Regions from separate parts of the Homo sapiens genome. Here region 1 is linked to region 2. Evidence: chromatin contacts called from ENCODE Hi-C or POLR2A ChIA-PET data. All regions are on one chromosome and are shown on one strand. Each heading gives the region's core, a stretch centred on a gene start or an enhancer-like site at or near the end of the contact. The rest is flanking DNA. Distances are from core to core; before and after follow the strand shown.

Region 1 (6,881 bases), core at 3,420-5,919, 52 kb after region 2:
TATTTAGTGGGAAGTACAGACATCCAAGTTTTTCTTTTAAATGCACCAAAAGTAAGATGGATTGAGGGATGCGTAGAGGGAGGTAGAGATGGAAAAATATGGATAAAACAAATATTGTAAAATGTCAGTGGTAAAATCTTGGTGGTGTGTATGTGAGTGTTCACTGAAAAATTATTTCAATTTCACTCTGTTTGAAACTTTTTATTTTAAAGTATTGGGAAAATAAATAGGTGTGACTGAATAGGAAGAGTAGACCGAGATTGTTTTATGAACTGATTTCAAAGATAAAGTTAAGCCCGTCAAGTACTTGAGATTATATCAGTGTAATTTCCCTGATACATTTGAACCCATCGTTTATTTAGCAAACATTCGTTGAGCAGGTACAATGAGCTTGGATATACAGTAAGTGTTCCAGGGAGGACAAAGAAATATAAGAGCTATATTCTGCAAGTTTATTGTAGTAGATACAATAAATACATATGGAAAGTTAAATAGTAATAGTTCATATCACCCTAGACATAGACTTTTAAAATACATGGATTCTCCTTCTTATAGGAGATAGCTACAAAGCAAAACACAAACAAAAACAAATGCATGTATTGGTTCTACCATACAGATAATGTTTCTAGCAATGAATAATAACAATTATAATAATAATGATAGCAGATCTTACACAGTGTTCGCCATGTACCTGGCAGTGTTCCAAGGGCTTCACCTATTTCAATGCATTTCATCCGTACACTGTGTGGTGGTGAGAATGTATCTGCAGATTTGCAACTAAAGGGGACGTGACTGGCCGAGGGCACCACCTGCTGTGCTCTCTAATCCATCACTAAATTTCTAAGCCAGTGGCTGAGCCCAGTGGGGATACTAAGGCAAGCACATTCCCAAGGACGCAGGCGGCCTCTGATAGTCATCGCTGGCTCTGTGACTCCCAGATGGCCTTGCCAACCTTTCTAAGCCAGCATGGTGATCTAGGATGCTGTCCCCAACCTTCCTTCCTCCCCACTCTCCTTTACAGAGACAAGACCTGTGTGGCATCCCGATGGCTCTCCCCACCTCCCTAGACTGCCTCCCTCTTGCTCCCCACTGTCCCTCCCAGGGCTAATTTTTGGAAATAGTAAAAAAGACTCACCCTCAAGCACGCCTTTCAAAGGCAAACCAACCACTCTGTAGCCCACATCCCAGCCACCTCTTTCATGTGCTCCCACCCTCCGGGCCATGACCCACCAGCCCTGATCACCCCGGGGCCAGGTACCAGACAACCAGGGACAGCCCCTTCCTTAGTCCCTCAGTGCCCCAGACTGGGTAACTTAGAAACAATAGGCATTTATTCTTAACAGTTCTGGAGTCTAGGAAGTCCAAGAAGAAGACACCAGCAGGTTCAGTGTCTGGTGAGGGCTGCTCTCTGCTTCCAGGTGTTGCTGCATCTTCTGGAGGGGACGAATGCTCTGTCCTCATGCAGCAGAAGGGACAGAAAGGGCCAACTCACCTCCTCAAGCCCTTTGGTAAGACCCTAATCTATTCATAAGGGCAGGTCCCTCATGGCCTTCTCCCCTCCTAAGGGCCCCACCTCTTAACACTGTTGCACTGAGGATTAAGTTTTAACATGAATTTTGAAGGAGGCACAGACATTCAAACCACAGCAGCCCCTATGCTCCAGAGCCTAATGAAATTATTCAAACCACCCACTCCTAAGCCGGATTACCCTGCCCTACATGTTCCTCCCCACGGAAACCACAGTGAAAGCTCCCGCCCACAGTTTTCCCCTCACCTTCTGCCTCTAACAGACCTTGGTGCTTCCCTGTGTGGCCCCTGACAACGTGGCAAGCCCTCCTCTTGGGATCTGTGAGTAACAAACCGTCTTTTCAATGATAGTCATCTCCTGATATGCTGGTCTTGCCAAAACAAAATCATAATAAAACCTATATCTATATATAGATAGATAGATATAGGTTATATATATATATTTTAACTTTAAGTTCCAGGATGCACGTGCAGAACATGCAGGTTTGTTACGTAGGTATACGTGTGCCATGGTGGTTTGCTGAACGTATTGACTCATCCTTTATGTTTCCTCCCCTCACTCCCGACTCCCCAACAGGACCCGGTATGTGTTGTTCCCCTTCCCGTGTCCACATAAAACCTATATTTTTTAAAAGCCAGTTAAGTACAAATGTCCCTTGGTGTTCAGCTTTTCTGAGTTACTGTTTACAACGTGTTGAGCTCTTAAAATAGCAAGAATGCCAAGAATATTTTGCTCTCAATTACTTGGTTTTATGGTCTTACATGCACAAGGAAGAGAACAGAAGGTATCTCTATATGAGTAGTGAGTGTAGCAGTGCGCTTGGGGCCCCACCAGATCTTCAAGCCTGGGCTGGTGCCCCACCGTGTTAGGAGTGGTGGCTGCTAACTGGCCTCCCTCCCCAGGAGATTCTCCCCTATGAGATGCAAGGCAGCCCACAGCCCGTGGCTGACTAGCACAGGGGTGCAAAAGTGCAGTCCCCTCGCCCCAGTGCAGGACCAAATCTGTGTTCAAACCCCAGAGCTCCCTGCAGGCTTAGGCTGAGGTTGGCATCCTGCTGAGGTCCCATTCCCCTGCCCCCTCCTGCTTGTCCCCGTCCCCTTCTCCTGAGAGCTTTCCTCCACCACATCGCCTGCACAAGGATCCCCTGTGAGTGAGACCCCCAGTGGCCTGGTAACCCACAACTAAGCATCACATGAAATGTGGAGGGACCTTGTGCTGGGTGCAAGGTTTTCCCCTAGTGTGTGTAATGGTTATGGATCATTTAGTGACTCCTGCTAATCTCCTTAGTACAGACTGTCAGAGCCTAGTTAATGGATCAGCCCATAGGCAGCTCCCTAAATATTCCACCTATAAAGAACATGAAATAAACCACTGGCATGAGCAGCAGATTACCTACGAGCAAATTCACATCCCCTCATTCAGCTTTTTGCTTAAGTGGGAAGATGCAACTGGGACCCATTTTTGCCAAAGTGGAAGCTGCCTATGGGTGACAATAGCAGGGAGAAGGGATAGCCCATGTTTATGGGGCACTTGCTTGGTGCCAGGTACCCTGCTAAGCACAGGAAGGACAAATGGCCTAACCCAAATCGCACAGCTAGTAAGCAGCAGCATTCAGCCCCACAGCTGCAACCTCCCACCCAGTGCGACGCTCTGGTTCCCTGACAGGCTCCTCCTCCTGCCCTCCCACCCCCTTAAAAGTGGAGGAGCAAATCAAGAATACTGGTGTGAAGGGAGGCACCTCATGGCTGGCCCTGTTGGCTGTATTTAGTCTTCAGATTTCATAAATATGCAAACTAGGAAAATAGAATGATCTTCGGTCTTTTTAGTTTTTTCTTTTGTTTTTGTATTATTCTTATCTTTTGTGGTAACATGTAGACCTGACATCCCAATCTTCTGTCTTTTAAGTTGTATAATAAATAATGTTCATCATTCTCTTTAAAACTTGACTCTAGGCCAGGCACAGTGGCTCACACCTGCAATCCCAGCACTTTGAGAGACTGAGGCAAGAGAATCCAGGAGGTCAAGGCTGCAATAAGCCAAGAGCAAGCCACTGCGCTCCAGCCAGGGCAACAGAGCAGGACCCTGTGAAGAAAAGAGAGAGAGAGAGAGAGAGAAAGAAAGAAAGGAAGGAAAGAGAGAAAGAGAGAGAGAGAAAGAAAAAGAGAGAGAGAAAAAAGAGAAAGAGAAAGAAAAAGACAGAAAGAAAGAGAAAAAGAGAAAGAGAAAGAAAGAGAAAAAGAAAGAAGAAAGAAAGAAAGAGGGAGGAAGGAAGAAAGGAAGGAAGGGAGGGAGGAAGGAAGGAAGGAATGAAGGGAAGAAGGAAGGGAGGGATTTCCTAGACTAACTCCCACATTGCATCTATCATTTTCTTCATGTCTGCACTAGTAATTGTGTAAATTATAGCACATTGTTTTGTTTATATACATATACATATGTGGGTGTGTGGTGGTGGTGAATGTGTGTATCTATAGGTATGTGTGTGGAATGTATATAAATCTTCTTTATTGTTTGAAGTGCTCATGTGTAAATGTTTTTGCCTTCAACTTCATTAAAATTTTTTGAGGGCAGAATATTTTAAAGTCTTCAATAACAATCATTATATTACTTTAAACGAGATCAGATAAAAAAGGACATAAATAAAGTCTACTGAGTTATAAAAGGAGTAAACCGAATTTCACATCATTTACATGAGGCAATTAAAAGATCAGCATTTAAAAAGCTATACTCTAAGGTAAATAAATCAGTACCTGAAGGCAAATGGTAAGGAAATATTTAGTTAACAGAAAGAAGTCAGTTTATCTCAAAAGCCGTCTTCCCTGAAATTCGGGCCTGCATTGCTTTGCTTAAGTAACAGCAAATATGAATGGGAAGTTGAGTGGATGCTCAGAATTATTTAAATTTTTTCAAGCTTTTTTCAAGCACTCCGTTTAGTGAACCAGGCTGAGTAGGAAAATCTCTCCTCTCCATGAACTTGTTTAATTGCAGAAAAGCTACAGAAGGAAAGGTTCCTGGCCAGAAGGAGAGAGTGCATCTTGCTCCTCTAAGGATGACAGTCGATGAGGGAATCCAGGGTCCTTGCCTGTCACACATTCCTCTGAGCTCTGGGCACTGTGCTAGGACCGGGACTGGCTGCCTTTGTTCCTTTGGGGCATGGCCAGGCCATCTGGTATTCCGGGCTACCAGATAAGTCGCCCTGTTCTGCATCCCAGAGGGAGAGTTGAGCTCTGCACCAAGCACTTAGGGACAGAGCAGTGGTCTGAGCTCAGCCACTTTTGTTCCCACGACTGGTATCATCTGGTGACATCAGATGCTGCACAATCCATGTCGACTGCAGACCACTAGGCAAAATGGGTTACAGAATTAATGCACTGAGTGCTCCAGCGATTATAACACTGAACATAAGAGATCCCCATTTCTTCCAGGTAAATTCTTGTTTCAATTAACTAAAATTTGAGTGAATTCATAAGTGACTAGTTCCTCATGACGCCATCGCACCAAAACTAAATTAAAGGATTAATCCTCAATTTCCACATTAGTAACTTAAATATTAGAGCATGAAAAGATTTGTAATTCTCATTACAGATCACTGGCTCCTTCTTCAGAAAAATTGGACTAATTAGATCTAACTTAATTCCTCACAGTTATGTCCCTACTTTAATTGGAATTACATTAAATATTGATAGTAAATTAAAGAATATTTTCATGGATAGAATTTCTAATCTACCAATTAGGAGACCATGAGCTCTCTCTCTCTCTCTCTCCATTTATCTAAATCTTTCTTCATTTCTCCTATTAGGGTTATATAATTTTGAACGGCTCTTATGTTTATTGAATTATGTAATTCTCATCTATTTAATTTTTGTAGCTGTTATGATAGAGGAAGATAATGAGTTTCTGTTCCATTACTAACATTAAATAATGCTGTTGATTTTTACGTTTATAGGTAACATCCTATAATCTTGCTGAACTTAACTATTTTCTTAAATAAATTTTTGTTGATTTTTGCCAAATTCAAGGTATATAATCACATTATTATAAAAAGCAACAAAAATGCATCAGAGTCTTAGTGACAAGTATTAATTTTAGAGGAATGGGAAGATATTGAAAGAGCCTCATCCTGGCCACTGCGCCATTGTATTAACTACCATTTATTGTATATCATGTGCAGACACCTCCCCTAAAGCTTTATCTATATAATTTCCATACAACACTGCTGTAAGATGGGTACTGTAATGATCCCCATTTTGCAGATATGTGTGGAAACTAAGCCTCAGAGAGATTAAGTAACACTGAACATCACACACCGCCCCCCCCAACACACACACACACACACACACACACACACACACACACACACAGAGTGAATTACACAGCTTGGGTTTTAACCCAGCTCAGTGTGAGCCCAGAATCTGTTCATGTAATAGCAGCAAAAAGGAAATAATATACTTGAGAATTAACTCAATACACATGAACTATTCAAAGAAAATTAAAATACCTCCAGGGAAAATAAAGGCTCTGAGAAATCCACAGGGAAGCATTATCTCTTTCTTAATCTTCACTAATTTCACAAATGAGAAATAGTCTCTTGTTGTCAGTTTAATTTGCGTTTTTGTTACTAGGAAGTTTCAACATTTTCAAATTAATCACATGTCTTTTCTATCCTGTGTTTTTTCTATTCAAAATTTCTAATTTCACCATTGGGATACTAGAGTTTTTATTGCTGTATTTAAATTCATTATAAGTTAAGTATATTATCTTTTATAAATTCTTAGCAAATGATAAGCCAAGCTTTTGCTTTGCTTTTTAATTGTTTATTATATATGCTGATATACAGATAACTATTTTTAATATAATTAAATTTGTCAACCTTTTTCTCCTTGATTCTTTCTTTTTTCTCTTTCTTTTTTCTTTCCTTTCTTCCTTTCCCTCTCTTTTTCTTTCTCCATCCTTCTTTCCTTTCTTTCTTCCCCTCCCCTGTCTCCTTTCCTTTCCTTTCTTGTGGGAGTGAATGTTGAGAATTATCTTCTCAATCCAGAGATAAGACAGACATACGCCTATATTTTCATCTGGTTTCACTATTTATTGACTTAACTATAATATATCTGAAACATATTTTGAGTGGAGGGGACAAGAAAAAGAAAGTAATTTATTCAGCTGGCTAAAACAGTCACTTCACAAAAATCAGAGGGTTTTTTAATTAAAAAATTATCCTCAGATTTTAGTTAAAAAACAAAAACATATCTTCTCTCATTGGAAGGCTATTTCCATCTTCTTTTAACATGAAGTAACTTTTGCTAGTTACATTCTGACTTCTTTTTAAACAGATTCTGCAATAAGTAAGTCTAAGATCAGT
Region 2 (6,438 bases), core at 426-2,925:
CAGGCGTGGTGATGCACGCCTGTAGTCCCAGCTACTTGGGTGGCTGAGGCACAAGAATCACTTGAACCTGGGAGGTGGAGCTTGCAGTGAGTTGAGATGGACTCCAGCCTGGGCGACAGAGCGAGACTCTGTCTTAAAAAAAAAAAAAAAAAGATAACTATTAAAATGTTATTATTGAATAACAAAGTTTAAAAATAACGGCTGATTTAATTAACTGATGTCCCCAAGAATTGGAAAAAGCCTGATTCTACCTGTAAATGTGCATCTTCTCTTGTGTTCTAAATGCCTCCCTTCCTCCTACTTGGCATGAACCAAACTCATCAGCTTCATGTGCTAGTCTGGCCTCTTCTAAAGCATCACTCAAGTTGATCTGTCCCTTGTCTTAATTATTAAGGTATTTCCTACCTGGTACAGAGATGTATTGACTTCATGGCCATTCAACAGGTGTTTGACGGTTTGACTGCATCCCCTGCCTACCTGTATGCTGGCTGTCCAGCTCAGGCCTGCAACAGGAGGAGCCTAGAATGCCTAGCAGCTTTGGACAGTGAGTGTCTGAAGACAAGCTTAAACCATTTCCATCTCTCTTAATATGTGACCCCACCCAGGAATTCAAAGCAGCGGCCGCCTATGGTCAGTGGTGGGTTCTCTTGAGTGCCCCACGTTGGTGGTGGGTGGGAGTCTATAAATCCCAGCTCTCGCTCATCCTGGTGGTAGTGTGTTGCTGTATCAGATCATAACACAACAAATATTTGTTATATTAGAGTTGTAACTGGAAAAACTTTCTGTGTTTAACAGGGTTTATATTCATACGGTTTTCTCAAACTAAATTCCTGCTCATTTATTAATCCCACAAACATCAGCAGAGAAGTTACTGTGTGCACAGGCCTTTGTCATGGACTGTAGATGGCCTTCCCCATCACTGCCCCTTTGAGTCTCAGCCATGCCACACCAGGGTTCTCTGCAAACTCTCATCAGGGCCTTCTCCTGAGCTTCCCTAGACCCCCAGGTTTTTGGGCGTCCCCTCTCATTCCTGCCCTGTTTGGATGGGGACCCAGCTGGGGCTGTCTCTGACCTGGGTGATTCCTGTCCAGGCAAAGGCTCTGGGTGGCTGGAGGTGAGGCCCTGAGCTGGGGAGCTGTCTGGATCTGAATTCCTCCCGAAGCCGGCTCTGAACAAGGATTTGATTAGAATGCAAGTAGTTGATGGGGAAGGCGGTCCCAGGAAACCCCTAGGAAAGTGGGGAGGTGAGGCAAGGGAGGGAGGCAACAATATGGAGTGTATTATCAATAATTTACCCCATGGACAGCTAGAGCTTACCCCTGCCGGGAAGCTGACTATCCCACGAGGGGTGGAGGTGTGGGAGGTGCAGGGCAGGTGTTCACACTCGCTCTCATCAGTTGTAGATTGAGGGCTACTGGGGTCTGGGAACTGATTCCCAGCATTTCAGGCCTCTCCCTGGGAAAAGCTCATTCCAAGAGCCAGAGGAACCCTCAGGCAAGGAGACGGGGATGCTGGCTGTGTGGAGTCCAGCAGGCTGTCGTGGAAGAGGGGACACGAGCAGCACCTGCAGTGTCTACTCCAGGGCCGAGGCCAGGTTAGCACAGTGAGACACTGACGGACACAGTGTGTCAGAGCAGGGCTGGCACGTGGCACCGGATGGCGCTGCTTGAAATTGGCCAATTGCCTGCTACCCCAAGGCAACTGGAAAATCACATGCGGCTTTGCCAGCAACTCCTGCAACCTGTAGTTTTATTCAGGACAGCAGATGCTATCAAGGGTGCTGTGCCCTTTGCTGATGCAGTTGATGTAGGAAGTTTGCTTGTTTTGGTGATGGCTGATGATATCTAAGAATTGTAGCTTCAAGTATGCTATAGTGGTCAGAAAGGAATTTAAACAATTATGTGTGTGTGTGTGTATGTGTGTGTGTATGCATTTAGTTATTACAAAGGGTTCCTTGTTTAAAAAGCTATATATACTGTTGCACTAAGAAATGCTTGTATTGTGAAGAGCAAATAGATTTGGGTAAATGGATGTTTTAGCACAGTAAATGGCATTATTATTTAAACACATAGGGAACTCTGAATTTCAGTAGAATAATGGTGGTTGCCTGCATCCAAATCTCTTACCATAACTTAAAAAAATTTACCCAAATCAACAAATAGAGCAAATAAAACCATTGTTTACACAAGCCCTCAGGATTACTAAGAGACAAAATTCTACAGACTTCAAATTTCCTGTAAGTAGTGAGAGAAGTATCCAGGTCCAGCCAGGCAGGCTCCGGAGCCCGCCCCTGTCTAGAGCATTGGGCGGGGACCACAGAGGACAAGTGGAGAAGGGCAGGAGTGTGCATAGCCCGGGGTGATGCAGCCCAGATCACATTACCCCTGGAAGGACAGGCCCCATCCTGAGTGGGAATACCAGACAGTGTGAGACTGGAGGCTACAGCCGTAGGAAAGGCGAGGTTACTGGGAGAGAGGAGGGAAACTAGGAAGGGCACTGCCCCTTGGAGACTTGGTGATATCCAGAAAGAAGGCAAAAAGAATAAAATAAAGGGTCCTTCAGAGATCAAAGAAAACCGCAAAATCAGACATGCTTCCCCTCTTCCAGAGTAAGCACAATAAAGAAATTACACTTCACTCTATCAACGGTAGAGGGCGCATCTGAATCAAGAAACCTGGCTAACCACCCACACGCTGTCCCCTGCCTACATCAACTCTCACTCACGATCCAGTAAAGAAAATAGATGACAAAAGGAGCAGAAAGTGGCAGACAACGTGCAAGCAAAGCTGCAATCAGAAGAAACGAGTTTGTGAATCTAAGCATTTCAGCTAGTCAATGTTCTCACCCCTCTACATACACACACACACACACACACACACACCAGAGCAAAAGAAAACTAATGACATTCCACCACTAATTAAATGTCCTAACATAAGAACTTTCATATGCTAAAAAACCCAACCTTTAATAAAAAAATCAGAACTAAAATGGGCAAAACCCAGGATGAAGTGAAATGAGAGTTGACTGAACTCCGGAGAGGAAATGGGGAAATTCAGTTTGCAGATGCTTTTGTGCTGCCAGGCAGGACATCCTTTCAGTGGACAGTAGATGGACAAGAACTGTTGCCTTTTCCCATCCACAGGCCTATGTTTTCTAAACCCCAGCCCAAGGCAAGCATTTCTTATCCATAAGCGTACTGGCTATTTCAGTGGGGAACATTGTGCAAGGCCAATGTTGGCTATCATTTTTACTTGCCAAGTTCTCTATTATATGAGACTAGGAAATACCCAAATACTTTCCCAGGGAAGATCAAGTTGAGTGGATTAAACTTTCCAAGGAGAGCTTCATTCTCCTTGGTAATATGTCAAACTTTCAGAGATAAACTTTTCAGAGATGTTTTCAAATTGTAATGAATGACTACCATAAATGATGCCGTATTTTATACTTTAAAAAGTAATTTTCATACATTATATTCATCATTAAAGTTGTATATATGTCAAAGTAACACATGTGATAGTTTCTTCCCTGCCTCTGTGTGACCACAAGCAGCTTAGAAATGCTTCGCCTTGGTTTATACATGTGAAAAATGAGAATGGGAATGGCTTCCCCCTCTGTGAGATTTCCAGTGCATTGCTAACTTCAGTCTGTGGGACAGATTGTATTTTTCTAAACATAGCCACAATGTCATCACCCATCCCACACCTTCTCCTAGGCACCTCCTTATCAAGAGGTAAAGTTGAATGCCTGTCTCTTGAGTCTGAGTGGGTTTGTGTCTCACTTGTACCCAATAGAATGCAGCAGAAATAATACTGCATTACTTCTGAGGATAATTTGGAAAGAAAAAGATAGTGCAATTTCCACCTTGCTGTCTGGTACATTCTTGCTGGAGTGCTGAGCTGCCATGCAAGCAGTTAGACTGTTCTGAGGCTACCATGCTATGAGGAAACCCAAACTAGCCCCGGGCAAACAGATCACATGACAAAGCCCTGAAGCTACATGAAGAAAGAGAGAGATACCGTAGCAGTCTCCAGCTGTTCCAGCCATACCTTCCCGTTCCCCACCCCCACACACTCTGCCTTTTGTTCCAGTTCCAGTTACCATCTGGCTGCAACCACATTTGAGACTCTGAGCCAGAACAACCCAGCCAAGCCCTTCCTGAATTCCAGACACTCAGAAACCATGGCAATAATAAAATGATTATTGTTTTAAGCCACTGAGTCTTGCGGTGACTAGTTATATAGCAATAGATAATGAGGATGCATGAAGCGTGAAGATGCATGAAGCCATCATTTCTAGGGAAAGTGTAGTGACTATGCCTAATACCTTTTGCGGTAGTGCTGTTTTGGATAATTTTTATAGCGGAAGTTGATAGGACAGAACATGTCTCTTTGGGGAAGAATTATATTCCTCTCTAGATTTAGCTTACATGCTAACCTTTCCAGTGGAAAAGAATTGAGTTATTTTCCAGTGATTTTCTGTTTTTGTACTTGCAAAGCTTTATGTATCTATTGCTTTTGGTGAAAGTAAATGATAGGATAGGTTACTGGAGAGCTATTTATTTTGTTTCTGGATGGGATAAAGCTAAAAGGACATAGGGACTAAAAATGTGGCTGCTGGTCTCAAGGATTTCTAATGAAACCCAACATTGGGTAGCTCTCAAGTTAATTCTATGGTGAGCAAACATATTTAACATTCTAGGCCATAATAAAGACAAATGACTGTCTGGGCACAGTGGCTCATACCTGTAATCCCAGCACTTTGGGAGGCCGAGGCAGGCAGATCACAAGGTCAGGAGTTCGAGACCAGCCTGGCCAACATGGTGACACTCCATCTCTACTAAAAAAATACAAAAATTAGCTGGGCATGGTGGCGTGCAGCTGTAATCCTAGCTACTTGGGAAGCTGAGGCAGGAGAATTGCTTGAACCCAGGAGGCAGAGGTTGCAGTGAGCTGAGATCGCACCAGTGCACTCCTGCCTGGGCGACAGAGCAAGACTCCATCTTAAAAAAAAAAAAAAAAAAAAAAAAGAGAGAGAGAGAGAGAAATGACCTCAAATGCGGGGCTAGAGGGAGAAGATTTTATTCCTGATGGCAAAAGTGTAGTGATTAATGTCATGGAGTCAGATGGTTTGAATCCTGGCTCCCTCACTTACTGGCTGTGTGACCACAGGCAAGTAAATTTATCTCTCATGCCTTTGTTGCCTCATCTGTTGTTATGAAGGTTATGGCAAGGATTGGATGAAATAATAGACATAAATGGCTTAATACAATGTCAAGCATATACTGAGTGCTCAATAAGTGGTAGCTAGTGCTATCATTATGTTATGCTTTCTGGATTTTGTATTTTAAGCTCCAGGTCCAGAGACATAGATCTAGTAAGGGGAGGATAGACAGTTCAGGTATTAAACTGCTTGACTCAAGCATGTGCTTACTGGCAACCATGTTACTACCCTATGCATTACACAAGACAATCTCAGATCTACTCCATCTATCCCAGGTGATGGTCTTTTCCAAATAGAGGAAGACTTCCTCTATCAGTAATGTAAAGTACTACACCCCTCCCTAACTTGTATTTCCAAATAAGTTATTGTGTTTTTATTGTAGAATTTAACATTTAGATTAAAAATACTTAGTGCGATCTCAGCAAACTACCATGGAAAGGTAACCACTTGAATCTGACAAAGGGTATGTGCAAGCCATGTTGAATGGTGAAATACTTAATGCTTTCACTCTGATGTATGGAATAACACAAGCGTGCCCTATCACTCTTATTCACTGTCACCTTATAGCATCTATCACTCTGTCATCTGTATTCAACAATATACTGGTAGTCTTACCAGGACACTAAGGCAAGAAAAAGAAAGAAATGTTATTAAAATTAGAAAATAAGAATTGGCCAGGTGCATTGCCTCATGCCTGTAATCCCAGCACTTTGGGGGGCTGAGGCAGGCAGATCACTTAAAGTCAGGAGTTCAAGACTAGCCTGGCCAACATGGCGAAATCCTGTCTCTGCCAAAAAAAAAAAAAAAAACAACTAGCTAGGCATGGTGGCAGGCACCTGTAATCCCAGTTACTTGGAAGGCTGAGGCAGGAGAATCACCTGATCCCAGTAGACAGAGGTTGCAGTGGGCTGGGATGGCACCACTGCACTCCAGCCTGGGCAACAAAGCAAGACTTTGTCTCGAAAAAAAAAAAAAAAATTAAAATTGCCATTACTCAGGAGTTAATATACTAGTAACAAGTAGAAAATTAAATAGAAAATGTGATCTACAGTACCATACAAAAAAAACCTTAACAATAGATATGCAAGAACACCACACTAAAACTACAAAACATTGAGAGAAATTAAAGAAGACCTAAATAGATAGAAGGACATACCATGTTCATGGATTGAGATATTTTAAAGATGTCATTTATCCCCAAAGTGATCTACGGACTCA

The links. Hi-C counts contacts between places; a loop is a spot of excess contacts on that map. ChIA-PET counts read pairs that join two places held with the same protein, here RNA polymerase II (POLR2A). Pooled maps may share reads with other maps.
Region 1: a loop to region 2 is called in a map of posterior cingulate gyrus, with 2.6 times the contacts of the local background. The contact joins two enhancer-like sites. A Hi-C loop is called at or near these places in 18 of 168 maps with a recorded cell type or tissue (B cell, GM12878, MCF 10A and 11 more), 12 of 37 single-sample maps with no recorded cell type and 22 of 50 pooled maps. POLR2A ChIA-PET finds 5 or more read pairs at or near these places in 6 of 52 experiments (AG04449, Caco-2, GM12878 and 3 more).

What each region holds. Positions count from the first base shown.
Region 1 is chr20:19,831,327-19,838,207 of GRCh38, forward strand. All of the region lies in intron 2 of RIN2 (Ras and Rab interactor 2), which reads left to right. Among named protein-coding and RNA genes, the nearest start is that of RIN2, 77 kb to the left of the region's middle. Within about 2 kb of position 4,670, at least 5 of the 41 ENCODE cell types and tissues checked have a DNase peak (open chromatin) inside an H3K27ac peak, as active enhancers do; they include dorsolateral prefrontal cortex, heart left ventricle and heart right ventricle, where a contact is called at or near this core.
Region 2 is chr20:19,782,421-19,788,858 of GRCh38, forward strand. The region is part of intron 1 of RIN2 (Ras and Rab interactor 2); the gene reads left to right. Among named protein-coding and RNA genes, the nearest start is that of RIN2, 27 kb to the left of the region's middle. Within about 2 kb of position 1,676, at least 26 of the 41 ENCODE cell types and tissues checked have a DNase peak (open chromatin) inside an H3K27ac peak, as active enhancers do; they include dorsolateral prefrontal cortex, heart left ventricle and heart right ventricle, where a contact is called at or near this core.